Regions from separate parts of the Mus musculus genome. Here regions 2, 3, 4, 5, 6 and 7 are each linked to region 1. Evidence: chromatin loops called from intact Hi-C (ENCODE). Cell type or tissue: heart. All regions are shown on one strand. Region 1 holds the start of H2az1 (H2A.Z variant histone 1). Region 2 holds the start of Trmt10a (tRNA methyltransferase 10A). Region 3 overlaps 1110002E22Rik (RIKEN cDNA 1110002E22 gene). Region 4 overlaps Lamtor3 (late endosomal/lysosomal adaptor, MAPK and MTOR activator 3). Region 5 holds the start of 1110002E22Rik (RIKEN cDNA 1110002E22 gene). Region 6 has its middle 3.0 kb from the start of Rap1gds1. Region 7 holds the start of Lamtor3 (late endosomal/lysosomal adaptor, MAPK and MTOR activator 3).

What was found. A loop is a pair of places that touch in the nucleus more often than their neighbours do. Peaks named below come from ENCODE experiments on the same cell type or tissue, not always from the same donor. Only the 100,000 strongest peaks of a DNase experiment are listed, where the experiment ranks them.
Region 2: it touches region 1 in a loop (10-fold over the local background); 26 of 42 quality-filtered maps call a loop at or near these places.
Region 3: a loop joins it to region 1, with 4 times the contacts of the local background. A loop is called at or near these places in 4 of 42 quality-filtered maps.
Region 4: it touches region 1 in a loop (6-fold over the local background); 19 of 42 quality-filtered maps call a loop at or near these places.
Region 5: a loop joins it to region 1, with 2.9 times the contacts of the local background. A loop is called at or near these places in 4 of 42 quality-filtered maps.
Region 6: a loop joins it to region 1, with 5 times the contacts of the local background. A loop is called at or near these places in 2 of 42 quality-filtered maps.
Region 7: a loop joins it to region 1, with 7 times the contacts of the local background. A loop is called at or near these places in 19 of 42 quality-filtered maps.

The regions. Positions count from the first base shown.
Region 1 is chr3:137,864,044-137,868,043 of GRCm38, reverse strand. H2az1 (H2A.Z variant histone 1) reads right to left here and starts at 3,557. Exons shown (of 5, transcript NM_016750.3): 1 at 3,348-3,557; 2 at 2,834-2,911; 3 at 2,411-2,524; 4 at 1,904-2,033; 5 at 1,122-1,658. The coding sequence starts at 3,350. The coding sequence ends at 1,597. Dnajb14 (DnaJ heat shock protein family (Hsp40) member B14) reads right to left here and starts at 369. Exons shown (of 8, transcript NM_001033155.1): 1 at 1-369. The coding sequence starts at 120. Gm43403 (predicted gene 43403) reads left to right here and starts at 3,718. Exons shown (of 2, transcript NR_169184.1): 1 at 3,718-4,000. In heart, a CTCF peak has its summit at 2,265; DNase peaks (open chromatin) are centred at 253, 2,323, 2,823 and 3,663; H3K4me3 peaks cover 3,397 bases; H3K27ac peaks cover 2,854 bases.
Region 2 is chr3:138,141,567-138,145,566 of GRCm38, reverse strand. Trmt10a (tRNA methyltransferase 10A) reads right to left here and starts at 2,119. Exons shown (of 8, transcript NM_175389.5): 1 at 1,971-2,119. It also overlaps a transcript of Mttp not described here. In heart, CTCF peaks have their summits at 463 (motif pointing right), 1,615 and 2,190 (motif pointing right); DNase peaks (open chromatin) are centred at 1,776, 2,126 and 3,076; H3K4me3 peaks cover 2,699 bases; H3K27ac peaks cover 2,695 bases.
Region 3 is chr3:138,074,587-138,078,586 of GRCm38, reverse strand. It overlaps 1110002E22Rik (RIKEN cDNA 1110002E22 gene), which reads right to left. Exons shown (of 3, transcript NM_001370862.1): 3 at 1-1,423. It overlaps Gm52617 (a long non-coding RNA gene), which reads left to right. Exons shown (of 4, transcript XR_003954569.1): 2 at 598-659; 3 at 2,526-2,628; 4 at 3,551-3,856. Among named protein-coding and RNA genes, the nearest start is that of Gm5105, 9.2 kb to the right of the region's middle. In heart, a CTCF peak has its summit at 1,646; a DNase peak (open chromatin) is centred at 3,216; H3K27ac peaks cover 391 bases.
Region 4 is chr3:137,922,301-137,926,300 of GRCm38, reverse strand. Lamtor3 (late endosomal/lysosomal adaptor, MAPK and MTOR activator 3) reads right to left here. Exons shown (of 7, transcript NM_019920.2): 4 at 1,131-1,189. Among named protein-coding and RNA genes, the nearest start is that of Lamtor3, 5.7 kb to the right of the region's middle. In heart, no CTCF peak of the experiment used is centred here; no DNase peak of the experiment used is centred here.
Region 5 is chr3:138,061,940-138,065,939 of GRCm38, reverse strand. It overlaps 1110002E22Rik (RIKEN cDNA 1110002E22 gene), which reads right to left and starts at 3,698. Exons shown (of 3, transcript NM_001370862.1): 1 at 3,642-3,698; 2 at 1-919. The coding sequence starts at 888. The region is part of intron 1 of Gm5105 (predicted gene 5105); the gene reads left to right. In heart, no CTCF peak of the experiment used is centred here; a DNase peak (open chromatin) is centred at 1,769; H3K4me3 peaks cover 1,118 bases; H3K27ac peaks cover 2,259 bases.
Region 6 is chr3:139,076,196-139,080,195 of GRCm38, reverse strand. No RefSeq gene overlaps it. Among named protein-coding and RNA genes, the nearest start is that of Rap1gds1, 3.0 kb to the right of the region's middle. In heart, a CTCF peak has its summit at 1,994 (motif pointing right); no DNase peak of the experiment used is centred here; H3K4me3 peaks cover 305 bases; H3K27ac peaks cover 109 bases.
Region 7 is chr3:137,916,405-137,920,404 of GRCm38, reverse strand. It overlaps Lamtor3 (late endosomal/lysosomal adaptor, MAPK and MTOR activator 3), which reads right to left and starts at 1,850. Exons shown (of 7, transcript NM_019920.2): 1 at 1,742-1,850; 2 at 1,487-1,532; 3 at 450-484. The coding sequence starts at 1,495. It also overlaps a transcript of Dnajb14 not described here. In heart, a CTCF peak has its summit at 1,923 (motif pointing left); a DNase peak (open chromatin) is centred at 1,894; H3K4me3 peaks cover 2,419 bases; H3K27ac peaks cover 1,946 bases.

The DNA of each region.
Region 1 (4,000 bases):
CAGCGGGTACAGCTTCTCGGCCTTCTGGAGGAAGCGCTGGGCCTTGTCGCGGTTGCCGGCGCTCAGGGCCTCGCGAGCGATCTGCACGCATTTCTCCGCCTCGTCGCGGTTGCCCTCCATGGCTCGCGCCTGCCTCGGTGTCCGCGGCCGCGCAGCTGCGAGGGGGGCCCGCCGCGGAGGAGGCGAGGCGGCCGGGCGGGGCACGGCGCGGCACGGCGCGGGGAGGAGCGGGCACCGCGGCGGCGGCCCGGCGACGGGCGGCCTCGCAGCTCCGCCTCCTCACGGCCGCCTCCCCGCCCCCCGCGGCCGCAGCGGCGCCAGCCGCGTCCCTCCCGGGCCTGGCGGACCGTAAAGCCGACGCGGTAACCCGGGAGGAGGGCGGGGAGGCCGTGGGTTGGCGGAGCGCGGACGCCCCGGCCCCTAGGCTCCGGTGTGGCCCGGAGCCCGCCTTCCGCGCCACCGGGGTGGGGACAGGGACCCTCACGACCAGATCCACAAGGATCAGAGGCCAGGCCTCCTGGCCCTTAGGTCTTGGGAAGCCCTGGGCCTCCGTTAGGGAGTGATTGCCGCATGGATTCGTCCTACAGGCGCTTCCTGCTTTGGATCGGAAGCCCTGGAACCCCCAACCCCCGCAGTTCCCCAGCCCTTCTCAGCGGCACATCTGACCCACCTGCCACCTGGCAGGTACAATGCAGCTCTTTGGGTTAAAGCAGCTGTAAGGCAGGAAGTTCTTTCATCCACATAGGCTGCTTAAGCACCTCCTATTCTGTTTGATTTGCTCCAGGAATTAGGATACATGTCTTAAGGCTCAGGGAGGGGAAAGGGGTCAATGTATAATAATGGAACATGCTTGGCATGAATCAAGATGTGACTAGCATTTCACACCTGTGTCTGGTCACTAAAAGCAAATTATATCCGAAGTTCATTCGGTGGAGGTACTTTCGTTGTACCCTGAGGGTCTCTGTACTTGTGTCCCACCTTAGGATACAGGCCCTTTCACATTAGTTAACTGTCAATTGGGGGGGGGGGGGACGCCAAAAGCAGTTACCTCCAGCTTCTTCCCAAGTTTTAAGACCCTAAGAGGTCATATGATACAAAGAAACAACAAAAGTACCACGGGGTTATGACTACAGATGCACTGTTTAATTAGTAAGCAGAGAATGTACTTGTTGCTGAGTGAGATCTAAGGTAAGTCCCGATTATTAAGCAAGTTTAAAGCTAGTTTGGGATATGACCTTTATTGAGCTTATCCACCAGAGTGGAAACAATGTCTGTACAAAACCAAATGCTTGTTACTATAACTTCTGCATCACAATTAAAATCCAAACAGTTTTTTAAAAACAGTCAACTCAATCAAAACCCACTACTTCAGAATCAATAGCTTCTTTGAAGCCACAGTAACACTTAAATATGGTTAAGACTCGAATGCAGAAATTTGGTTGGTTGGAAGGCTAATTAAGCCTCCAACTTGCTCAAATAGAATTACAAAAAGGCAAAATTGTGTTTTTCACAGAGATACAGTCCACTGGAATCACCAACACTGGACAGCTGTTAGGAATATTTAGAGTCCTGAGATAATAAGGAATCCAGGCATCCTTAAACAGTCTTCTGTTGTCCTTTCTTCCCGATCAGCGATTTGTGGATGTGTGGGATGACACCTAGGAGAGGGACACAGATTAAGTCTACCTTCTGGATAAACATTTAAAAAAACAATACATGAACTCAAAGCAGGTAAAATTCATATACAAAGTGAAAACTTGAGGGATGAACAATGATCTTAGCAAAAACTAAGTGGAAAGCCAAACCCCATGAAAGCACCCTGTACTGAAATCTCTTCTAGAAACAATGGGAGTGTAGGAATTTTCTTCTTAAATAGAATGTTAGGAGTTTAGGGATGACATACCACCACCAGCAATGGTAGCTTTGATCAGAGAATCCAATTCTTCATCTCCACGTATAGCAAGCTGCAAGTGACGAGGGGTGATACGCTTTACCTTTAAGTCTTTTGACGCATTTCCTGCCAACTCAAGTACCTAAAAGGCAAAAAATAAATAAAAATCTGATGATCAATATTCCAACTTACTTTCAATCAAGATCTTTGAACCTCAATGGTGTTATTTACCAACTGTTGTCATTCCCTACTACCTGAATGATAAAATTATGCAGAATTATGCAAAAAAAAAAAAAAAACCACCCAAAAAACCCCGAAGGGGCACGCAATTGCATTTGCAGGAGCAGCACACTCTGGCCCAGCAGCCTCCTCGGCTGAACGCGAGCTCCCTCTAGCGCTCCCTCGGTCTGCGCGCCGCTCTTAGGGCCTGCGAGTTTTCTTGCATCACTTTCCTCCTCTCTCGCCACTTTCCCCCGCCCCCCCAGAGCTTTTCCAGATCACAGGCGTACTCCCGCTTACCTCTGCGGTGAGGTACTCCAGGATGGCTGCGCTGTACACAGCGGCGGTCGCGCCCACACGTCCGTGGCTGGTTGTCCTAGATTTCAGGTGTCGATGAATACGGCCCACAGGGAACTTGATTTTTATGCACACAAACAAACGAACAAACAAGAAAAAAAATGCACAAAGATAGGAAATTCGTTAAGATAAGATGTGCGCGCCAAAGCCAAGGACGGTGGTGGTGCACCAACGCGCCCCGCCAGTTAACACACATGTGATCCGACGCCCCCCCTCCCCAAACCCCAGTATTCACTGTCTCCGCAGGGCCAAGTCGCGACACATCACTCATGCTAAGATGGAACACCCATGGAGGGTGCAGACAAACAAGCAAGGGGGGTGCAAACATAAAGGCCCGGTCACCCGACTGCGGCAGTTGCTACCCACCTGCAAGCCGGCTCGCTGCGAGCGGGAAACCGCCTTTGTCTTGGCCTTTCCGGAGTCCTTTCCAGCCTTACCGCCAGCCTGCGGCGCCGCCGACGCCCGCGAGCCCGGGAGGGACGGAGAAGATAGAATTACCAAGGCGGCGCGCCCCTCCCCCACCACAGCGCGTCCTGGAGGCGAGCGAGCGCGCGCTCGGCCGCCCGCCGCCCGCCCCGCCGGGGACCCCGGGCCGCCGCTCGCCCCCCGCCCGCCCTTCTCCCCCGCCGACCCCTGCCGCGAGCCCGCCGCGGCTGCGCGCCCCCGCGCCGGCTCCCAGCCGCGCCGTGCGCGCCCCCCCAACCGTCGCCTCCCGCCTGGAGCTCCGGGGCTCCGAAAACACCTCCCCTCCGCTCGTCCCGACCCCGTCCCCGCACGCTCCCACTCGCCGCCGCCGCCGCCTCTCCCAGCCCCGGGGACGGCGGCCCCGCCCGCTCGGAGCCTGCAGCCCGCGGCCGCCCGCCGTCACTCTTCACGTTACCATCTCGGACCGTGCTGAAGCTCCGACGAGCGAGGAAGAGACGAGGCCAGGCGGACGCTCAGCGAGATCCCAGCGCCCACTCCTCCGTCGGACCGCGATTCAAACTGCGCCGTCTCCCGCCTTCCTCGCGCCCTTTATACTGCAGAATGTTCCCTCATCCGGGAACTCGGCCGGTTCGGCCCACCAATGGTTGCCTCCCGCCCTCGGGACGCGTCCTTGAGGCTCCAGCCAATGGGAGAACGCACAGCGGAGTGGCGGGGCGGGCGCTCGGGAGCTCGAGCGATGATTGGCGCGTGGGGGATGAGTTAGGGGGGGAGGAGATGCGGCGGGACGAGGACCGGGAGAAGAAGGGGCGCCGCGGCGGGAGGGCAGCAACAGAGCGCTGCGCCACCGAGCGAGTGGACGGTGGTGTCACGTGCCTGGAGGGAGGAGCTGGAAGGCTGGGGAGGAGCGCGCGCTGGCGTCCTCCCCGCTGCAGCCTCCCCCCCTCCACTCCCCCGCGGTGCTCCGGAGACCACGTGAGCTTCCCTCCCGGTCTAGCCTGGCCCCCTCGCTGACAACCGGCGCCTCTCGGTTGCCCTCTGGCCTGGCCTTTCGTGTCCGCAGATCTCGGTTTCCTTCAGAGTCCTGCCTTCTGACAGGTGGCTCGAAGG
Region 2 (4,000 bases), 280 kb before region 1:
GGGAATTCTGAAGGGAGAGTGCTACTGCACACTGTTGACAGATGGCTCTAAAGGCATTAAATAAAACTCAAAAATGTATATGCCCAAAGGCATGAATAGTGGAAAAAACAAGACTCAGTAATGCAAACTTAAAAGCAAAATTGAAATTAACAGGAAAACATTTTATGAAACATATTTTCAAGAGAGCACAGCTCTGAAACTTGAAACTCAGTTGACTTATTCCAAACCGAGAGGATAACTTGAGTAGATATGGGATTTCATAGAATTCTAAAAGAAAACGAAGAGAGTAATTTCAAAGTTACTAACTCCTCTGGTCTCTAGTACTAAATTCCTATGAAACAAAGCAATATTTATCCGTGGCAATACTTTTCAGTAGTTTCTCTATGTTCAAAATTTTGAAGTGTTGAGCTGCCTTAACTGTGAGAATTACAAAAGCCGTGTTTTACAGCTCTCTGACACCAGGGGGAGCCTTTGTCTTTCACATCTAAAATGTCTCCAGTTAAATTTAACTTGACCTATCACAGAATAGTAACATCTTTGAGCAGCCTATCGTGAGCTTGTCCTAACATTAATGTGTTTTATCAATTCTTGAAACACTGTACTGGGTGTTTCCTAAGCTTTGATTAAATAAGCCAGACTACTGAACAACACATGAAATATGTTTCATTTTATAAAATACATGAATGCAGATAAAATACTAGCTGGCTGTCTTGTTTTGTCTAGACTTCACCAAGATAGCTTCCGCTCCGACTGTCTACTAAGTAATAGAGTAAGAATTTGATGCATTATGTAAAACACGGCACTTTTGAACACACGGCTTTAGTTTGGGTCACGAGGTGAATCTCTATGGCAGCGAGTCTGAGGCTTCTCCCAGACCAGCAGTGATGCTTAAAGCACATTTTAATCCACTAATCCAAGTCTAACAAGTATTTAAGAACATTTTACAGAAAGATAAAACAACTCTGAGACTTTACTTTAGCATATCTTAAAAAGAAAAAACCTGGATGGTTAATTCTTGGATATAAGTTATCAGACAGGATTACAAAACTCAAAACTGAGTAATACTGACAAAGACTATCTGGTGTGGGGAAGAGCATACGTCACTTAATGCCAAAGACAAAAACCCGGCTGTTATCAAATCGACTAAAACGGCCCTCGTAGTCTTTAAGCTTTCTTTTCGGTAACTCTAAAATCAATACATGCCTACTTCAGGGTATTTTTATGTTATTTTATTTTTTTTTATTTTTAAACGCGTTGGTCTGTACCGCAGTAGCAATAGCCCTTTGTTCAGTTGTCAAAGTCCCTTTGGCTTGAGTTCTGGCTTGGGAGGGAATCTCAGGAGAGCTTTTTTTTTTTTTTTTTTTTAAATGAGTAATTTTACATCTCCGGACACGCAACCACATTTTAAACACAAAATATTTCAGTGGCAACCGGTAACGCGTCCATCTTAACCTCATCCTCAGCTGACCACGAGGCCGAGCCGCCTGGGCAGCAACTGCCCCTCGGCGCCCTTACATGCGACGGCCTGACCCAGGGAAGGAAAAAGAGGAAAAGAAGGGAAAACGGCTCGCCTGCCCTCTAGGCGCAACGCAGCGTTGCGACAAGCTACCCTGAGACTCCACATGGCTCCTTTCTGCCACACTTCCGGTAGGGACTCTCCTAAACAACAGAAACCCGGAGCGCACACCGCGGCGACAACCGGGCGCGCGCACGCCCCGAGCGGGGCCCTGCGCCCGCGAACGAACCGCAGCTGACCAATCACGACTCTGGAAGACGGCACGTGAGTGGCGAGGGGCGTGGAAAACGCACACCTGACGCCACTTCCTCCGCAAACCGGCAACTACTTCCCAGGCCCTCACCCTCTACTCCGGAAGCCTTGGTTGCAGCGGAGGCTAGGGTAGCTCACGCTCCTTTGGCATCCGAAAGGATACCAACGGGCAGGGGCACGACAGCCGCAGTGCCATATTTACCGTGCCGCGGGGCCGGTGGGGAACGCCGGGGTGCGGTTAGAAAGCCTTTCTGAAGTGTTCTCGGCTCCACGCGGTCGTCCTCCTTCAGAAACTTCAACTCCCAGAGGCAGAGGCGGTGGTTGCGCGCCCGGTTACGGCACTTACGGCTTACGTCATCGGACTGCGCTAACTCCAAACCGGAGAAAGAGGAGGAGCCTGTAGGGGGCGGGGTCTGGGCCTGGGTTTTGCGGGAATGGTTAGTGGCTACCGCGAGGCGTTTTTCCCGGTCAAGCGTTGCATTTCTACCCACAGGCCTGTGTAAGCTCGGGTCTCGAGGCGAAGATCGCCCCACTGAAAGAAATTGAAATGCGAAACAGACGAAATGCTCTTATTTTTTTCTGCGTTGAGAGGATGATCTAGTATTGCCCAACGTACTTCTAATTTATGTAAGAAAGTTACCAATGGTCTTTCATAAGTGAAAAAATTGTAAACTGAAATTTTTAATAGAAATTCATCGAACTTAGGAATTTTAAAGTTTTCTTTTTATGTCCTTAGTAAAACATAATACTTTACAGTCCATCCTTTGAGGTTTTGTTTATGCTGTTTTGCAAAACACTAGTGATATTTCATCGTTTGTAAATACTTGACCTTATATAATCTTTTTGCTAAATATAGACCAAGTCAACCGAGGGAAAAAGAAAAACCAAACAGTTGGGTAGGTTGGTCTTTTTGTAGTTGTTTTGTTTTAATTTGGCTTTTCTGATGGATGAATCTGTAGAATTTGCAGATAAAAAACTATTTTTCAAATAAAGACCCATCATTAGATTTTTCTTGTTGCTTGACCTTTTGAACTTGTTACAGGCTCTTAAATGAACTGAATCGTCTCTGAATTTAGTGTGTGGGGGAGATCTTTTTTAAACTCTGTTTTTATTTGGAAAAAGATGTGGATCACATGCTCTGTGTTGTGGATCTCTCAAATCTTAGAGATTTCTGTTAACTGAACATTGGCAGTAAAATGTGAATCCACTTATGAGCTGTTAGTAGGGCATCTTTTTTCGGCTGCCTCCGTATCAGGGCAGAGAGTAGCTGAGGGAGGGTTAGTAACTGGATATGGAGCCCTTCACATGTAGGTCATTAAATTCAGGCTGGCAGAGTGGTGTGCCAGATCTTTCAGCAGCTGTTCTGTTGCCCTTATGGGATCTGTCTTTAAAATAACGGTACAGTTTTAGAGGTAATGCCTAGCATCCTTGATATCTAAAAGAGTTTTTAAGTTAGGAGAAAAATCCTCATTTTTATGATGTGACCAAATTTGACTTGGTTATTTGATCTCATGGTTGCAGAATCAATCCAAAGTATGAAAAAAAAAAAAAAAAAAAGGTACGAGTAAAAACTGCAGTTTAGCCAAAGAAGCATATAAAAGTTTAAGATAAAGTCCTGTGATGTAAGGAAGTCATTGATTTATAAAACTCAGGCTTGTTTAACACAGTTGACAGTTCATTGTCTTTGGCTTAGGATTTTGTACAGCAATGACTAAATGATTGTCTCCATCAAAGAAGTAGAGGATCCAGAAGTGAATACATACTTAAGATGCCTGTAGATAGAAAGGAAGACATGAATGTTTCTTGAGCACATAGTGTCGGAGATTTTGTAATTTTGCTCCATCTTGGAAAGTAAACATTTTTTTAAATGAAGAATTTCAAAGCTGGGGGCAGTGAAAGCAAAGAGCCAAACGTGAAGGTTTTACACATTGATGAGCAGTGGTGGAGTAAGGAAGAAGGGCTCTACCCAGCTTTCTAATGTGAACAGTGGTAGAAATATAATTCTATTAATTGGGTAATTTAGAGAATACTAGAAGAAAACTGGATTTTAAGCAAACATAGCAAGCTTGGATTTGAATATCTGCGGAGTCTGGGGAGTCTGCCTAAGTATGGATGGGCTTAGGAGTCGCTGTGCTGCGAAATGAGTTAGACACAGGTTTGGGTTTAGGGGATAAAGCAGCAGTTATCAGGAAGAAGAGTGAAGTAACGTGTAAGATAAACACACGAGAGAGT
Region 3 (4,000 bases), 210 kb before region 1:
AGAACTTAATTTTTAGAACTTGTTTCTCCCCCTTAAGAAAGGCCCTGGAAGTGGTATTGAATTTGGTTTTGAGCCTGGATTTAAAAAAAAAACAAACCCAACAGTGACAAAGTATTAAAATGTTAAAAGCTTTAGAAAATTCAGTATTCTGAGAGGCATAAAATCCCTGACTTCAAGAAGCAATTTTAAGTGGAAAGCAAATACTGGTGATTGTCAAAATAAAAAGGGTCATCTAAAGAATTTTCCAGAATACTTTATCTTTAAACAAACAAGAGACTGAACAGAGATTCCTTACAGAAATCTTGAGCGTTAATACTTGCCTTTTAAACGGGGTATTTGGTTAGAAAGTAATTAAGAAATTCTTCAGTGTATCACTTAATTGAGAGACCAATTAGGAAAGTCTGAATGTATCCATTCAGTCAGAATTGGGTTACAACTGGTCAGTAATGCATCTGGTTTTTTGGAATCTTTGCAACTGTTAAAACTTGAAGCAAGAATCGGGCACTGTAATTACAAGATGTGGGGTGGTTGGGGCTGGAGCGAATTACAAACACTGAAACAAAGTTCACAGCCAATTCTGTCTTCTTCTCCAAACAGGCTTCTCTTCGAGCTGCAAACATGGAGATGCAGGGCACAGCTATGAAAGGACTCATTTACGGGTATGTGTGTTGCACACTTACAACAAAGGTTGGATTCTTAAAGGAGAATGGGCAGTTTATGCTTTCTGAAACTAAGAACTTAATTTTCAGTGTAATCACGGGTTCCCCCATACCTCAAAACATTCTGCTTTGTGACAAAAACAGTGTCAGGGCACTGTGCAAATGGGAAAAATTAAAGCACAAATGTCAAAACCGCCATCTGTCATGATTGCACGGGAAGTCATGCCAAACCTGGTCAGGAACCCAGACAACACAACAGCCAGAATGACAGAGTTGGCTATTTATTACTGGAAGCAGACGGTTGTGTTTAAAACCTAAGTAGGAGATGCCATCCTGTCAGCTAGACTTGACATAGCTCAAGAAACTCCAGGGTGACTTCTGATTTTAGTTCTTGATTGGCTGATTTGGTTTGCAATCGAACCAATCAGATGCCACTGCCTGTTTTGAACAAACCATTCAAATACTCTGTGTACTGCGTGCCTGGTCACAAGGGCGGAGGGGAGGCGGTGGCAAGAAAGCTTATGTCCTGTATTAAAGTATAAAAAGAAACACTTCATGGGGGAGAAACGCAACCATTTAGTCATCTTAATAAAACTGAAATAACAAAAGCTACCTTAAGAGAGTTGTTCAGGAAAACATACAAACTTACACACATGGTTCCTAAGAAATAAAAGTGCATAACACAACTGGAAGTTTTCTCAGATGAATTCGGTGTTACAATGAAACTTTCAAATTAACGAACAGTTCTTATTTCTGTCTTGCTCCTGCAAAAGAAAAAACAATGCAAAAAAAAACACGGTCAAAGAAAAGATGACTCATTCCGGAAGAATATTCCCCTTTAAAAGTACAACAAAAATTACATTCCCTGTTGACTATCTGATTATTTGGCTCATTTCTCTAAGTTTGGAACTTAAAAGTTTTAAATGTGCTTAGCAACCATGTGCTGCCGTTATCAGACACTGCTGACTTCCAGAAAGTGCCACCAAGTGGAGCCTGTCTTGAAAACCCGACTCAGATTCAATCAGCTGTTCAAAAATGATTGTAGAGTTAAATATTTAGTTTGTCTGAAATGATTCACCAGGACAAAATGGCATATTGTATGCCTCCCTAAAACTTAGCACACAGAACTGGTATTTAAATTAAATGGCATCATTTGAAATTTACTGTCAGTAATCTAATTAGATTAACGGACCCTTGCCCTGGGGATTCTGGGAACACAAATGACTGCTAAGCAAGTTATGTGGACTTTCTCACAGTGTGCTTTTTTTTTATATAAATTACATTTCCTGCCTATAACATACAACTCAATTAGACCCATATTAAGACAGCACTGCCATTATTCAAAAGTGTATGAAAATTATCCATTTCCTCTCTTTTGAAATTTCTTAATATAATCTGCTAGAACTTTGCTTAAAGAATCTTTTTTTAGTGCCTGGAAGTTGATTTTCAGATACAGTAGTATGAAGACAAAAATAAAATAAACTTCAAGTGCTATTTGTTGAGAAGAAAGATGTCTCTATCATGTGAAATATAACCTTGAGATAGAAGACTCAAATAACATCTCTCTAACTATAAGCAACCAAAGGAGCAAGGCAAGGGATACTTTAGTCCTGTGACCTAGAAAAGAAAGCCTGTTTCAGCTTGTTTATTAAGAATGAAAGATAGAATAATGATATCTTTGCATCTCATGCAAATACACTTCAAATATGTCTTCTTGTTTCATATTTATATTGAGAAAATATATTCGGGCTCAAGGAACTGTATGGAGCATGTAGTGTTATATGGCACACATGGCATCTACTGTTTAGCATTCCCCTGGAACTCACTGATACACAGTTTGTTAAGCTTGATTTTCTATCTCAACAGACACAGAACAAACAGCAAGAGGAAACTGAACACAATCACAGGTGAAGAAGGGGTGACCATGCGACTAAGAAGAATAATTTGAATTACATAAAAGAATGTAACGGTAATTCTGGCTTGCGGTCCTAAGGCAAGGTTTATAAGGACTCTTTGAGCAGAGTGAAAGGGGGCCAATAGGAGGAGGAGGGGAGGAGGAAAAGGGAGGACCAGGGGAGGAGGAGCAGGAAGAGGAGCAGGAGGAGAAGTGTAAGAAACTCCTCTCCAAGATGACAACCAACTAAGAAATGAAGATAAATCTGTTAAACAATATAGTCTAGATATTGCTCTGTGGATATCCATAAGGTATTTATTGTGTTTCTATTAATTTTAGAGAAATTTTGTTTGAAAGTATTGGTTTAATTCTGATGAAGGATAAAATAGTAATAACTACCCAATAAACCCCACCAGAGGCTTCTCAAGTAACTCCTGAGAGTGAAGACGAAGGGTTAGCCATACTGTGTTACCAAGGGGTCTCCCTGGCTGCCTTCCCAGGCCGGAGTTTAGACCTGGAACACTGACCACATTTATCAGGGATTCGGGGCAGACATCTTGCTCCTCCCAGGCCTGTGCCCAGACAGAGAGGAAAATCACCACTCGCAGTTGGTAAGCTGTGCCCGGAGTTGTAGAGCAGGCTGGAAGGCTGTGGGGGATACTAGAATACACTGGCACCCAGCCAATGGCTTGCCCGGAGGCTGGCCAGCTCTGAGGGGACTTGCCCGGAGGCCGGCCAGCTCTGAGGGGACTTTTGAGCTATTGTTACTGTCTCCTGACTGGGAACTTCAGCTATTTTGTGCACAGGCCCCTGATGCCACCCTGGATGTCTGAAACAATAGGGGTGATTTCCTGGTTTGTCCAGGCCCTGTTGAAATTTTGGGTATTTATGGGTTCTAGTTTCCAAGAAACGTTGACACTTTCTATATTCCACGTTTGTTGAGATAATTGACAGTTGCATCTTTACAACGTTTCTTAAAATTATTTTCATTTTACAGGTAAAAGTGTATACAACATTGGCCTACACCAGTAAGTAACAATACCACTCCCAGCTGTCCCTGTGTCATATGTGCTGCTACTCCGGTCAGAGGCACACAACTCTCACCTATCAGCATGCCTGGGGACACGGGGTCCCCGCATATGTTCGTCCCATGTCCTTCCTCCCTTGAGCCCTCTCATCACTGAAGGCATAGCCTTGAGTCTAGAGTCTCTGATATGGCTCAGGTTTCTCTTTATAGCAGAGAATGTTCTGGCTGAACATTTAATCATGTTAATCAAAATAAACATTTTAATCATGAGAAAAACTCAGAGAAGCTTAGTGTATTGGATATGTTCAGACTTCAACTTATTCCCTTCTCCCTGCTTTTCTTAGTCGTTTTCTCAAACTCAGCAATCCACACACACACACACACACACACACACACACATACACACACAACAAACACACA
Region 4 (4,000 bases), 58 kb before region 1:
TGTGTGGTGGGTGGCACACAGTCAATGGACTCTTATCATGTCTTGTCACCAACTCAATGCCCAGCTCTGCCCAGGCAGTGTCCTCTCTGCACTTGACCATGCTAATGGATAAACTGGAAGAAATAACCCACGTGACCTCAAAGCACGTTTTAATCCTAATGTCTAAATTTACCTGATATGGAAAAGAAATTGTAAATAAAATGCATAAGACACTATTTCATCTTTAATCTTTGGTAAGTGAAACCAGCAAAGTCCACTTTGATGATGCCAGGAGATACGAACAGCAGACAAGCTGAGCTCACACTACCTCTGTTACAGCAAATGTGCACCAAAGAAAGTTGAGGACTGCCAAAACCATGTTTGGTGGATTTGGGGTGGAACCGAATATGATCAAAACACATTGTATGCATGCATAGAGGTCTCAAGACTTTACAGAGATGTATTTTTAGAAACTTCTTAGATTCTGATCAACTAAACTAATGACATTAAAGTTTTAAAAAATATGTTTCTAGTAAAGAAGCAAAACCCCACAAGATTAAAACCCACCAGTGGGGCTGGAGAGATGGCTCAGCAGGTAAGAGCACTGACTGCTCTTCTAGAGGTCCTGAGTTCAATTCCCAGCAATCACATGGTGGCTCACAACCATCTGTAATGGGATTGGATGCCCTCTTCTGGTGTGTCGGAAGACAGCAACAGTGCATTCATATTCATATGTATATGAATACATATATGAATGCATATAAATAAATAAATCTTAAAAAACAAAACAAAACAAAAAACCCACCAGTGTGAGCTAGTGCCGTGGCTTAGGGGTTGGCTGCCTGCCTGCCTTGCTCACACTTTCAACAGTAAAGACTTGTTTAATGATTTGTATTATGCCATAAGCATCCTCAGTGGATAACCAGGACTATGGTAAATGCACACAGATGCTAGATGTTACATGGTCCAGATGACATGCAGTTCACTGTAGGCTCTACACCAAGTCCTCAACACACAACGTATATACTTCCTCGAACAACTAAAACAGTCTTTCTAGTTTGTTGAAATAAGCTGTCTATATTTTTAATTATTTAAATATAAAACATTTTTTGTCAAAAGTAAATGTGCCATATGCATGCAGTTAGCTTTACCTTTAATAACCGGCACCCCGTCTCTATCTGACACAACAATTGCATGGAGCCCTTCAACACTACAAGAAAACAAAGTTCAGTATTACAAAGTTACTTTGATTTCTACAAATATGTATCTCAGACTCATGGTGGTACTTCTCACGCATATAGACATTTCTTTTTCCCCTCCTCCAGCACCGCAGACGGAACGCAGGGAGCTGCACACTCTAGCAAGAGCTCTACCACCAAGAAGCAAAGTCCCCTACTGTTTCATGCATGTTCCTGAAAAACATATGCGTGTGTGTGTGTGTGTGTGTGTGTTAGAATATGTTCCCAGGCGTGTTGAGAAAAACTTGTCTAGAAATTCCCTAACGTGTACCACTGAGATGCTGAGGATATTTACCACACGTATGTTAATTATTGAAGAGTAAAGCTTATGTTCTATCATTCCATGGTTTATAGAAGCAGAAAAGGGTTCAGCTCTGACAACGGTAAAAACTAAAGAACCTTTGTCTGTTTCCCTCACTCTTTCTGATTTCTGATACTGGGTTTTCAGATTTTAAGGCACTTAGTATTTCCTGATCATGTGATACTGACTCTACAATCTTAGAATTGAAGTTGAGTAGTAGTTGAGTTATTATCAAGCAAATAATCTTACACTAAGGTAAAATTACTACTATGGGAGGTGCCATTAGAAGATCTGTAGGGAGAACACTTCTCTGGGGAAGTGGCGGCTTGGCTAAATATTAGGGCATCAAGTAACTGAAAAGGAGGGGCTGTTTTTTAGGCACTGAGCAGATCTGATTTCAAAGTGTGTGTGTGAAAGAGAGTATGTGTGTAAGCATGTGTATCTGTGTATGTGTGTGTGAGAGAGAGAGGAGGGGAGGGAGACACAGACACACACAGAGAGACAGATGCAGACAGACAGACACACACAGAGAGACAGACGCAGAGAGACAGACAGACACACACACAGAGACAGAGACCACGACCCAGTTTGCACGTGGAAGTAAGAGGACATCCTCGGGTCTCTCCGACAGGCTGGCCATGAGCTTCCAGGGATTCCCTTGTCCCCACACCTCACTGACTTCATGTGAGTTCCGAGGACCCAAACTCCGGTCCTTACACTTGCACCTTAAGTCTCTACCCACCAATATGTATATGCTCATGAATTTAAAACAAACAAGCCAACCAACCCCATCTGTGTGCCTATTTGTGTATGGACATGCACGATGGTACCTTCCAAGGCCAGCAGAGAGCATCAAATTCCTGGAAACTGGACTCAGAGGTGGCTGTGGATTACCCAGCACGGGTGCTAGGACGTGAACCCATCTGTGTTTTTCACAGAGCAGCAAGTGCCCGTAACTACCGAGCCATCTCTCTATCCTCTTAAAGTCATAGTAAGTGAAAAAGAAACTTCAGTTTTGAAAAATGTACCTTAAGCAACAAACTATGTTATAAACTGTAAGCAAGCTTTGTGTGCGCATATGTGATGCCTGTCACGCGCACACAGTATACTCCTATCTGTGCCTGGTTGCCAGGACATAAAGACTTCTGACAGCAGATGCTTCTCCCAGCGGAGCTCATGACTGCAGCCCAGGCGCAGGGAGCTCTGCAACCTTGAAGTTTATAAGTATATTGTCTACTCAGAAAAAACAAACAAACAAACAAAAAAAAAAAAACAAATTAAAAGACAGGTGCTCAATACATTATAAAAAACGTTAGAAAAATCTGTATAGCACAGGTAAGTTCTAATTTCCACGGTAATTAATTTAAATAGTCGCTAATATACCAAAGGCGGTAAAAAAGTAGAATGTTCTTTTTAATGGATTACAAATCCACAGAGGTACAAGCCTAACAATGCAGAATAGCTACAGCCTTAAAGCACTCCTTTTTAGAAATCAGGTCACAAATATAGAAGTTGTTTCCAAGTCTACACACAACGAAGAGTGGTTTGCATAGATTTTACTACTAACAATTGCTGGGCTACAAGAGACACATCCATAAGAAATACATTTTATTAATCAGCAAAAATCTAACGTTTACTAAAAACAACTACTTTCAATCTAATAACTGAGTTACATTAGTGTTAAGGACATTATACTGGGGCTGAGGGTGTAACTGAGTGCTTGCTGAGCACCCACAAGGCCCTGGACTCAGACACTGGCAGTCTACTCGCCATTCCTGCAAAGCTTCCGTAAGGCCTTTCATATAATTACAAAATACTGGCTACTATAAAACATGAAAAACCTGAGAGTTTTAGGGGGAGAGAGTTACAACTAGATTTTAAAATACAAATCCAAGGACAATATTTAACAGAGAAAACCACATTTTATTGATACCAGGAACTATCTGACTTTGTTGAGAAGTACAGAAATAAAGTAGCTAAAACCAAGAATTCAAGAAGCGGTTGAGAGGACTACATGTTCTTCAGGAGAACCAGTTTCAATTCCGAGTATTTGCATGTCAGCTTATAACCATCTGTAACTTCAGTTCTAGGGGACGCTCTTCTCCCTCCATAGACATCAGCCATGGCACGGAGCACAGACATACATACATACAAAACACCCCCACACATAAGTAAAATTGTGAAAAAACAAAACAAACAAAGCAAAAATGGCAAGAATGCATATACCCTGCAAACCCACACACCCAGAAACGCATCAAAGCGCTCACAGCGCTATTGTTTATTTGTTCTCCTTGTTCTTAGGGTGCAATAAACCTTCAAGAAATGACTTGCAAAGCTGAGCCAAACAGGTCTCAGTCCTTATGAAAAGAGTGGTGTAATAGCTTCCCTGCTGATGTGCTATGACTAATATTCCTGTCCCTTTGGAAGTCCTGCAGATTGAGCCTGGGGCCAAGAGTGAAATACTCTCTCCCTGAGATACATT
Region 5 (4,000 bases), 200 kb before region 1:
TGAAGAGGAGGTGGCCAGGACCCCCAGTAACTTGGTGGGATCGTCCATTTTGGAAAGGCCATTGTCTTCTGCACTGTCCACCAGGGAGGAGGAGGAGGAGGAGGAAGACGAGAAGTCGTTCTCACAAGCCTGGGAGGGGAGGCACTGGGAGGAAGCAGGACTCTCCCCCGGAGCTGGAGCCTCAGGGGCATGGCCGCTGGGTTCATCCTGGGCTTTTGTCTTTGGACTCCTGGAGGCCTGCTGTTCTGGTGGCAGTTTCAGGGTCTGGGGACTCTCCCTTCGGAGTCCAGCTGAAGCACACGTCTCCACATACTTGGCTTCAGGCAGGGTAGAGGCTGACGGCTCAGGTAGTGGCCGCAGCTGCTGCCTGGGCTCCGGGCTGTCTTGTGGTCGGCTCACCGGGTCCTCCGCAGGCGTCAGGCTGGTCTGTGAGTTCATGTCAGACGTACCGCCTTCCATTCTGAGCCCTTGTCCAGGTTTCAGAGACAAGATGAGGCAGTGGTGAGCGCTGGGGCTGTCCTGGGTCCCCCTCTGGTCCCGGAGGGGCCACAGAGTGGCCTGAAACAGGTTCCCACGTGCTTGGGCTGGCCCCAAGGCTGTAGGTACCACTGCCACAGTTGCCACCACCGCCCAGTTCTTCAGCCCCTGTGGTGGGGCCTCGGCAAGCCAGAGGGAGGTGGGAGGGCTCCCAAAAGAGGCAGCAGAGGTGGTCTGTAGCCAGGGGGCTGCGGCTCTGGCCGCGATTGTGGCCAGTGTCCTGCTGCTGAGCTGTCCAGTCCAGTTGCTTGTCTGACAGCGTCGGTGGGTGGGGGTCTGAATGCCATTAGCCAGCGACGAAGCAGCATCTGTAGGTCGGACAGGGGTCTGCCAGAAATGAACGGAAAGCATGTGCTGTCCCTTGTACAGCTTTGTCGCTCTCCTGGATGGGGAGATAGAGGGTCACGTCATTCCAGAAATATTTTTAGTGTCCATTCCCTAGTCATATCGAAACTACACTTGAGGGTAAAAAGAAGAGATGCGGAGAGGAGGCGGGGTGGGGGAGGAATGTGGCTTCTGATTCAAATCAGCCAAATGTTCATTGTAATCTGTTTTAGAGGCGTCTAGCAAGCGCACAATTACCCTTCGCTGGCTGCCATCTTTCCCCAGCCTCTGATTAAATGAATTTTCTCTCCTTGTTCAAAATTCAAATTTTTTCACGGTACTTCAAATCCATTAAGGAAACTCCAGAAATATTTCAAGTCCCACTTGTGCATATGGTAATTTTATAGTTGCCTCATTTGCATTGTCTTTCCCTCTTTGGAGAGCAAAATCAGATGAGGGATGGTCATAGAAGCTTTCACAGGACAAGAATATTTCGTCATCCTTCCCTTTGGCCAGACTTATACTCTGTGAAACATAACCTATTTGTTTCAAATTGGGAAAACAAAAAACAAACAAAAAAAACAGAAAACAAACAAACAAAAAAAAAAACCCAACAACAACAACAAAAAAACCAAACCTCTTCTAAAATCCTTGCTGTGTTTACTCAAAGCTTAAAGGGGGAATTTCCCGAGACCTAAAAGCTCCTTAAATAAATTTAAGCTACAGGCATTCTGAAGGAATACAGAAAGACAATATGGACAATACTTCAAATCCCTACAGTGACTACTCAAGCTCAAAACCGTTCCTAAACTTGTAAACGCACTACAAGACAATAAGTCATGTTAAATATAGCCTTAGCTACAGCTCAGCGATTGGGTTCCCCTGGCTGCACGCCAGCTCTGCAGGGCAGAGAGTCAAAACGCAGGAAAGAACAAGGAATATGCTTACCCTCCCTGAGTACAGTGCGGCTTGGAGGGAGGTTCAGAGAGGAAATGTGAGCCTCTGGCATGCCCCTGAAAATACGGCCAAAATCCCAGTTCACCCGCTCTGAGATAGATTCATTCCAAACAAGTCAAGATCTGGACAGGCAGATTTGCCAAGGCAACAGAGGGGTCAGTGCTAGCAACCTTTGGGGCGATTCCCCGGGCATGGTCCATGGAAAACCACGACTAGGTTTTGGTGAGACCTGGCCCTCATCATCTGCCAGGCCCAAGTCCACCTCTATACATAGTCTGTGTGTCACCTATGCCGATTGGATAAAGCCCTATTTTAAACATCCACATTTGTGGAAAGGAAAATAACACCGCCAACCATCCCCTTTTGACATGAATGCCATCCCCACGCTGAAAAGGGTTCCTTCCTCTGAGTAGGCATGTGCGTAAGTGAGAAGTAGTCACCCCTGACAACTGCAGCGTCTACCTTCTCTCCCTGTAGGCATCCCAACCCCACCATTCTCCCTAGGACAAGCCCTCTGCCCTCTCTACTGCCACTAAAACGTGCCCAGAAGAGACTGAAAACATCTGGAATAAAGCAATGGTTATTAAGCCATAACTCAGGGTCATGGGAAAGAAAAAGAAATACCTTCCAAATCTTAGTTTCTTAATTAGTAAGTACAACTAACTAGGAACATTTTTAACATTTACGCACATATTAATGATTGAATTCTGGTAAGAACCACATGAATTAAGTACAATTACTATACTGATTTTATAGACGGGGAACCTGAGACACAGAGGTAGGGCATGATTCAAACCTAGGCAGTCCAGCTGGAGACCTTTACGGTTACGATAGGCAATCAAGGTGGGTCCCCACAGTCAAGGTGGGTCCCCACAAAACCATTCAGAGTTGTTACCCCGTCAACTATCAAATCTGCATGACCACAAATAATCTATGTAACTGGTTGAGGTTTGTTTGTTTGTTTTTATTTCAGATATTCAACCCGAGAACACTTTATGGACTTGGGGGGCTAAGGAACACGATTCTGTTAATAAAATGGATTAAATATAGTCCCCTTCTCTCAGGCAAGCAGACTTTTGAGCTCGCCATTTTTACTTTTCTTTGAGGCTGACCATGCCTTGGGCAGTAAGAAAGCCCTGGAGATAGTCCAAGACAGTGTGAGACACATGTGCTTCCTGGCTAATCAAGAGGCGAGAGTTTCTGTATAGTCCAAGGAAGAATCACTCTAGCGCTGTCATATGGCCCTGTCTGTCATCGCAACACAACAGATTTTTTTTCTTGAGTTTCTTCCTGTGGTTAGCAAAATATAAAACTGAAAGTTCTGACACACAGGGTATATGGTAATGTTCTCTCTCTCTCTCTCCCTCTCTCTCTCTCTCTCTCTCCCTCTTCCCCTTCTTCTTTCTTCCTTTCCTTTCCTTTCCTTTCCTTTTCTTGCTTGCTTTCTCCCTGTCTTCCTTCCTTTCTTCCTTCCTTCCTTCCTTCCTTCCTTTCTCTCTCTCTCTCTCTCTCCCTCTCTCTTCCTTCCTTCCTTCCTTCCTTTCTTTCTTTCTTTCTTTCTTTCTTTCTTTCTTCCTTTCTTTCTGTGTTTTCAAGGCTGGCCTCGAACTCAGATATCCACCTGCCTCGGCCTCCCCCAGTGCTAGGATTAAAGGTCCCAGACTACAACTGGTCACCATAATTTCTTAATACCCAAAGTTCCGCAAAACCTCCTGAGGTCTCCCCTCTCTGAGAACCCAGCCCTGGCCAAGCTCCCCACCTCCCCCCAACCCCCTCCCCCACAATCAGACACAGCCTGGTTCGGTTCTAACGTGGGTTCTTACCTTCAGAATAGGTGTGTGGCTCCTTCAAGGATTTCCAGCTAAACAATGCCAGTGTCGATATGGTGGTAGTGGGGGTTCCTTCATATAAAGTCAATTTCCAAAAGGTTTTTTTTTTTTTAAGTCAAACCAAAAATTCCCTTTGTGGTTTAAAATCAAATAAGCTGAAACACCATAGTAGGGCTGACTATTAAAAGAAAAGAAATGTATAAATAGAAAAACAGCAGCCAACTTTAGGGTAAAGAAGACAATTAAGGACTCCACACGGTTTCCCTTCTGGTGTTTTTCAGAGTTCTGGGTTAGTTTATGGTACCATGAAAAGGGGTGGTCTGAGATCTAGTGGAGTAGCTTGGAGTCATGGG
Region 6 (4,000 bases), 1.2 Mb before region 1:
TGGCTTCCTTTCTTTCTGTTTTTCATTCACCGACTTAGGAGATTTTTGAACAGGAAGAGACTTCTAAAATAGACTGGTCTTACCCTCACTTTGCATAACACGCACCTACAGTTATTTGAGTCTGTGATTCTTGCATTGTTATCTTGATGGGTTTTTGAATCACCATGGAAACAAACCTCTGGTCCTGCAAGAAGAGTTTCTAGATTAACTGAGGTGGGAAGACCCAGCCTAATTGTGAGTAGCACTATTCCATGGCCTGGGGGCCTGGACTGAAGAAAAGTCCCCCCAGTACCGGCCATCTATCACTGTGCCTCCTAACTGCAGAAGCAAATCCCTAGCTGCCTCCGCGCCTGCCGACATGCCTTCAATGCTACGACAGACTGTATCTTCCTAAACTATAAGGCAAAACAAAAACCCCTATCCCCTCTAAGCTGCTGTTGTCAGGTAGCTCAGCACAGGGATGAGAAAGTAACAGACACGTTACGTTAGCACTGAGCTCATAGGGGACGCTCACTCAGCCAGGTAGACTTCTTAAGTCTTTCTCACCTCAGGTCTCACAATGCAGGTCCATAATTTTTTTTTTTTGAAATCTATACACATTAGTTTGAGTTGACAGAATATGAAAGGAAACTTTAGCTTCCACAGGACTTAGAAAATTGTTAATGCTCAAGTAAACAGTATAGGGAACAATGAACAGGGCCTAAAATAAGGTTCAAACAGTCCAGTAGTTCAATCCGGAGGAGCCTAATTTCCCTAATGGGGACTTTGAAACAGAAATGGTTGAGGTAGAACGCATCCCTGTGAGATCATTCATTTTTATTGTGGTTAAGTTCAGTTGATTCCTCCAGTGAGATCCCTTCAAACAATATCCCAAGCATCGTGGGGAAGAGGCAATTGGCTCCCTACGATTGGAAGAAAGACATCCTCTCTCTTCCCGTCTATCCTCTGTGCAGGTCCCTCCCAGTATGTCTCCTTTAAGGGATTTTAATCGCCTTCCAAAAGGCATTACTTAGTGAAGTTTTATCTTTCTCACAGATATTTTCCTCACTGCTCTTCCTCTCAAATAAAAACCATTTCTCAAGCCATGTCAATTTCCAAAAGAACTTGTTATCCAAATGAACAGGTTAGGTATGGACACACACACTTCATGGAGGAATCCGTAAACCTCTAAGTTGTACATTACAAACCTCCTCTTCGCTTTCTAATAGGCCTACTCAAATCTTGCCACTGCCTATCTTGCAGTGGGGGGATCGAACTGACTTCTGAGAGGACCTCTTGACTTAAGAAACATCTTCCTGGTCGTTGTTTGTGTTCATGACGAGTATTGTAAGCAATTGTTCTTGTCGTTTACCTTGTTTGAAAGCAGGGACATCTAGGAACACAAAGAGCGAACACAGTCCGACACTCAAGCCAGTAGAGAAACTTTTTCTTAAAATAAAATAATATAGACTGGTTGTTCTATTTAGTTATTGAATAACTGGAGAAGTTTAGGCCTGGTATTTCCTCTCAGTCCCATGCTCCCAGAGATAAAACTCAGACTCAAAATATATTTACAAACGCATTGGCCATATAGCTAGATCATAACTTAAATTATCCCATTTATTTTATTCTACATTCTGCCAGGGGACTGGGCTCAGGTACCATGTGTCCATCTTGTCCCATCTTCCTGGGTGAATCTCCCATGCTTGGCTCTATCCCAGAATTCTTTCTTCCTCCCAGATGTTCCACCTTCTATTCTACCCTTTCCTATTGGCCTTAGGTTTTTGAATTGACAGGTGAAGCATCCATACAATACACAAGATAGTCTCTCTACAAATAATTGTTCTCACTGTGAGGTGTCAAGTTTATTTCTTTATTTTTAAAATGTCTTTTATTCTTTTTAGGAAAAATCTCAACACCATTCTTCTTCTTTAACATATATGGATGCTTTGCTACAGAGTATTTCTGTGTACCACGTGAATGCATGGTGCCCATGGAGGCCAGAAGAGGGCAGTAGATCACCCGGAACAAGAGTTACAGGTGATGATGCACCTCCATGAGGATGCTGGGAATGGGAGCCATGTCCTCTGCAAGAGCAGCCAGTGTTCTTAACATCATTCTTGCTCTCTTTTAGGAAAAAATCATAGAGACAACCGAAAGACTTTTAATTATGCAGTAACTTCCACTAAACATTTGCTCTGTTAGCTCTGTTCTCAGCACTGGTGATCTAACAGCCAAAAAGGAAAGGCAAAAATTACCGTCTTTCAGGATGGATGCTTAAACGTGATCGCTAAAGGGCAAAATACACGCCATTCTAGTGATAATATTGAAGAGACATAAAGTACAGAGGTGTGGATATAAAGTGGGTGTACAGAGTCTGGATGAAATGGTATAGAAGGGCTCCTCACACAGGTAACTTTGAACTCAGAGGTTCTCAGCCTTCCTAATGCTGCCACCCATTAAAACAGTTCCTCATGTTGTATATAGGCCCTCATGGTGACCCCCTAATCATAAAATAATTTTGTTGCTACTTCATAATTTTATTACTGTTACAAATCATAAATTAAATACCTGTGTTTTCTGATGGTCTTAGGTGACCCCTGTTACAGGGTCATTTGACAACCCCCCCTCCCCCCACCAAGGGCCATGACCCATAGGTTGAGAATAACTGTTTTAGACAAAAATATTTTAAAAATCATTATATTCCTATAAAAGGAGAAGAAAGAATTGTGTATGTTGGCACATTCCTTAATCCTATCATTGGAGAGGCCACAGGAGAACTGATATGTTTGTGAGATCATTTGGGCTACACAGTGAGTAGGCCAGCCAGGACTATATATAGCAAGACCACACTTCAAAAACAAAACAAAACAAAACAAAACAAAACAACCCAAGAGGCATTACATCATTCCTTAAATGAGCCACTTCTAGGTATAGTCCAAAAGAGTCTCACTATAGTTATGTCAATGTATTGGAGTTCAACATGATCATCATGATTGCCCTGCACTGTGCCTTTAATTGGTGAGAAAGTCGAAGGGGTGGCTTGTGGATGCAAGAGGAGCACAAATGATGCTTAAACTAATGCCAGGTGGGAGGACAAAAACCCAGCTGCCTTTCCAATTTCAATGCATACATGCAAATGAAAGCTAGACATACCCTGAAATTATTGTGATATGTAATTAGCAAAGGAAGTAACAGGAAACTTAAAGCAACTTGAAACAGAGAATGTAGAAGACATTTGTGAAAATTAAGGAAAGAGAGAGAGAGAGATCAACCATGTGAAGCAATAGAAAGACCTAGCATGGTCTTTTGCAAACATTTGGGAAAAAGAAGCAGAACAAGGCACGTGCATGTTTGTAGACTTGGGGGGGGGGGTGGTCTTACTGACTGAACTGTGCCCAGCCATCGAGCAGAAATCCCTAAGACATCGGAATGTGACCTTGTTCAGAAATCAGGTCATTGCAGACACCAGAGTCAAGATTGGGAGTGGCCTTCCCGATCTTCATGACCAGTGTCCTTATAAATAAGGGAAAACTGGACACATAAGCACGTAGGGAAAATATGTGAAAGCTAGAGTCATATTGCTACAAGGCAAGGAAGAGGTACCCTCAGAAGATGTGTGGTCCTGCCCTGGTTTGTCTTCTGGGCCCCAGATGCTCAGTAATTTTGTTTGAACCCTGTGTATAGAGATTATTACAACAATCCTAACAGCCTTCTGCAAGATGAATTATAGGCAAACAGGAAGAGTAGTTTTCTTCCAAGAACGGGTGTTTAACATCTGTATCAGTCTATGCCTGAGCTGCTGTAAATAGATCACACCTGTCTTTAATTATGTTGCATTTTTATTTCAGAAAAAATCACATAAAATCCCAGTACCTAACATATCGAGATGCTCTTGTGATCTGTGCCTGTAATATTAGCGACTGGTCTGTGAGAGTCACAGATGAAGAAACAGCCCCTTCTGGCAGCAAGAGTTGCAGCTCCTCTTCCTACAGATCGCCACAGGCCTGGGATAAAGTCC
Region 7 (4,000 bases), 52 kb before region 1:
TGAATTTGTTTTTCAACTATTGTCTTAGCCTAGTAATTTTGGATTACGTTGACCTAGCAATTAGGTCCCAATAGTAACATTAAAAATAATGGCAAGTTTTAACCTTCTTTTCTTAAATTTACTTAAGAACTTTAAAAGATAAGCTAATAAACAACTACGGTAGTGTGTTTTTAAAAAAAAAAAAAATTGAAAGTGGCAGGAAATCTAAGTTCTAGTCCCCAGCATCTCTCCCCGTAGAACCACACAGAAGTCATCCAACAGCTCGGCTTCGAGCTATCTGGAAACTCAAGCCATCTCTTAGGATACCTGGGGTTAGTTTTATATTTAAATGTGGTAAATAATTACCATGAAATTTATAAAAATACTAATTTTAAAAGGAGAAACAAAATACTTTGTAAGATTAACACGTTGCACAGAATTTATTCAGCAACAAATCAATAATTTCTTACCTTGGCAACTTTTTGTACAGGAATCGCTTTAGATCCTGAAAGAGAATAATTTTTAAAAGACCATTATTACCTTGTGCTGTTCTAGCCCTGTCCCTATCCCTAAAGGACATGAACTCACCACTTGTCACTGGCATTTCATCTCTGACGTGTATAACTTGGGAGAAGTTAGTTAACCTTTTTCTAGGCCTCAGTTTCATTATATGCTTCGTTACATGTCTACAGGGATAATCACAGACCCTACAACCTAAGAACGCTGTCAAAGGTTAGTAAGGGCTATGTCAGTGTACTTGGAATTGGGACACACAAATACAGATTTGCTGTAAAATGAGGTCACGTGCTTCCTAATATTTTACATCCGGATGCTACCGTATTCACTTGAGAATCCTCTATAAATCTCTTCCCATGTCCGGGCATCCAGATTGCCCATGAATTTTTTTTTTTAAATGATCCTAATTCCGATAAACTATTCTAACATTCAGCTTCTTGGCAAAGATACTGACAATTATGACCTCCACTCTAAATGTGTGCTGTTTTGAACCTCTATCTCCCAAACTGAATGAGTGTCCTTTCCCACGTTACCACCACAAACTTACTTTTGCTCTCGTCTTAAACAGACACATAGAAACGGAACATAGCTTGTTAAGGGGGCACGCGTTAGCCATCCTTTTAGACTCCCAACACTGCCTACTGAGACACCAAGAGCATTATTTACTGGGAGAGGATTCAGAGCACTGTCCTATGAACAGGTACTGACTGGAAGGGCGGCCAGTCATCCTTCAGAATTTCCAGTGCCACCCACACAGAGTTCTTGTATGCTCCAATAGGATTAGGAGGTGGAAGAATATATAGTTCTCTGAGGCTAAAGCACCTTAGTGGCCCATCACAACCGGTCCTGACAGAAGCTCAGGCCCCTGCAAGTCCTTACTACAAATCCAGGAAGAGAGGCGAGGCTGAAACACATTTCTACCTTTCTCCTCTCAGAAGCCGTATGCAAACCTCCCACCTCCCCTTTTTCTTGGGAAGGGGTGTCAACTTACATCCGCCATGATGAACCCCTTTTCCTCGCAGAATCGATCTCCACTCCTGGAAGGAAAACTTCCGTGACTTCCCCCGCACCCGAGGCTTAGTCACCCTCTCCAGACCCAGACAGCATCACGAGATCCACCCTCTCCAGGGCCAAGCGAGAGCCCTGGATCTCCGTCAAGGGAGTGGGGAGGTTCCCGGGGACCCTGCCCGGTGGCCAGCCCACCTCTCCCCACCCACTCTGTCCCCGAGCTGAGAGGAGCGGCGACCTCTGCAGACGCACGCGCGCTCCAGCCTGGGAAGACCTGCCCCGGTGTTCCCGCAGTTCAGTCGCCTCTCTGAAGCCGCCTGTCAAGTCGCTGTCACATTACTCGTGACCTCCGCGGGATCCAGGAAGCACTTGCTGCACCCTCCAGTACCGGGACTCGGAACTTCCGGGGAGACCCGGGCGGAAATTGCGCGCGCGGCCGCCCCGCCCCCTGGAGGCTTTTTTTTTTTTTCCTGCGCCTGCGCGCTGCGCCACGAGCAGCTGGGTTGGCATCTGCGGTCCTTGCACCTTAATTTCCATCCAACTCACCTACAACGGAAGATGATCCTGTGCGGAGTATGTGTACACCTTTCCCAGACCCATTATGTAAATCTTTATGAATGAAGACGTTTGAGGAGAACAAACTGAGCAGCCTACTTATTAGAAGTCCCAGGTCCTTGGATAACCTAATTTACAAGCCAGTTTCCTAACGGTGCTGCTACCACATGTTCTCTTGGGTTTTTACCTAGAAGTGCAGGAGCCATGGGCCTATGGGCTCGTTTGCTAAGTCCGTTTTGAACACGCATGCACTGGGCTGCCTGCTTTGGCTCTTGGGCCTGCATTTGTTGTATCTTCTTAAAATAAAATAAAAACTGCCTATATTTTTTGTTGGTGTTTGTACATTCAAGAAAGCCCACTGTAAGGGCAAGGCAAGAAAGCTTAGCAAAAGGGAGGCTTCTCCATTTGCTTTGGCCCGGTGTTTCTCATTACTGACGCGTTGATAACTCTTTTGTGGTAGAGGGCAGCCATGTAATCCGCTTAGGAGACTCTGGTAGAAACCCTGAGGACAAACGAAAATCACCTGGGATCTAAATACTCCCCAGTGGCTGCCTGAGCTGGGGGGAGTGGGGGGAGGGCGGGGAGGGGGAATGGAAGCTGATGGCTTTTGCTGCAGATGTTAACAGTCGTGTACCGTTAAAGAAAACGGTAAGCTCTCTAGGAGCACCTACTTTGGAATTCTTTTACTAAATCGCCACTCAAGTTTCTTTTCATTTCCACAAAGTTTTAATACTTTTATTCTTTGAGAATTTCATACAATGCATTTTGATCATATTTACCCCTGACTCTTCTGCTCTAACTCCCCTTAGGTTCACCCCCATGTCTGTACCCTTCAAACTGTGTCCTCCCCCCCCGCCCCCATAACCTATCAAGTCCAGTTTGGGCTGATCATCTCCGGGGCCTGTGGGACTAGCCAATGGAGCATGGCCAACCTACCAGAGATCACCCTTAAAGAACACTGACACCTCTCTCAGAAGCCATCAATTGCCCATAGCACTTCAGTGTAGGTAGGCTCACCAACCATCCCCACTGCATGCTAGAATGTTGGCTGGCTTGATCTCCGGCAGGCCCGCTCAGCTGTGTGAGCCAGCGTGTTTGTGATAGCATTGGTTGGCCCACTGTGCATGAAGTTGTTCTTTAGTGTCTCAGCCCCCCTTTTGTTCATCCTTTGGGTTTTAGTTTAAGTTTAGTTTCTCAGTGAAATCTTCCTTGACCTTTCCAGAATAGTAGAGGTACTCGAGATAAATGTTAATATATAGATAAATGTTAATAAATAAATATTAATAGATAAATGTTAAAGATAGATAGGCGTTAATAGATAAATGGGTAATTTGTGATCTTCTTACATTTACCAAAATTAAAACATTCATTTCCTGGACAATAATGTTTTCTTCATTAAATTTACACTTAGAGCATTGTCTTAATCCATGAATAATTCCCAGCTCCTAGCTCATTACCTGTGACACAGCAGGGATTCATACATTTATTGAATGAATGGATGAGTGAATGAATAAAAGAATGAGCATATCAAGAGGATCCTATGCTGGGCATGGTGGGGCAGGCCTTTCTTTAATTCCAGCACTTGGGAGGCAGAGGCAGGCAGATCTCAGTAAGCTGGAGGCTAGCCTGGTCTACATAGTGAGTCCAGGATAGTGAGATCTATATAGTGAGACTCTGTCTCAAAAGAAGAAGAAGGAAGAAGGAAGAAGAAAGGAGGAGGAGGAGGAGGTAGAGAAGGAGAGGGAAAAAAAGAAAAAAGGATAAAATATAATGAAGACAAGCCTTTTATGGTGAGAACACCCCCTCTTTTTATTCATATGTTGAGATAAATTACAGAGACTGAAAGACAAAAATTTGTAAATCATTCATTAGAACATTCGTTAGAAATCAAAAGCAGCTTTAAGAATTCTCATATGAAACCTTATATAAGTCTGATATAACA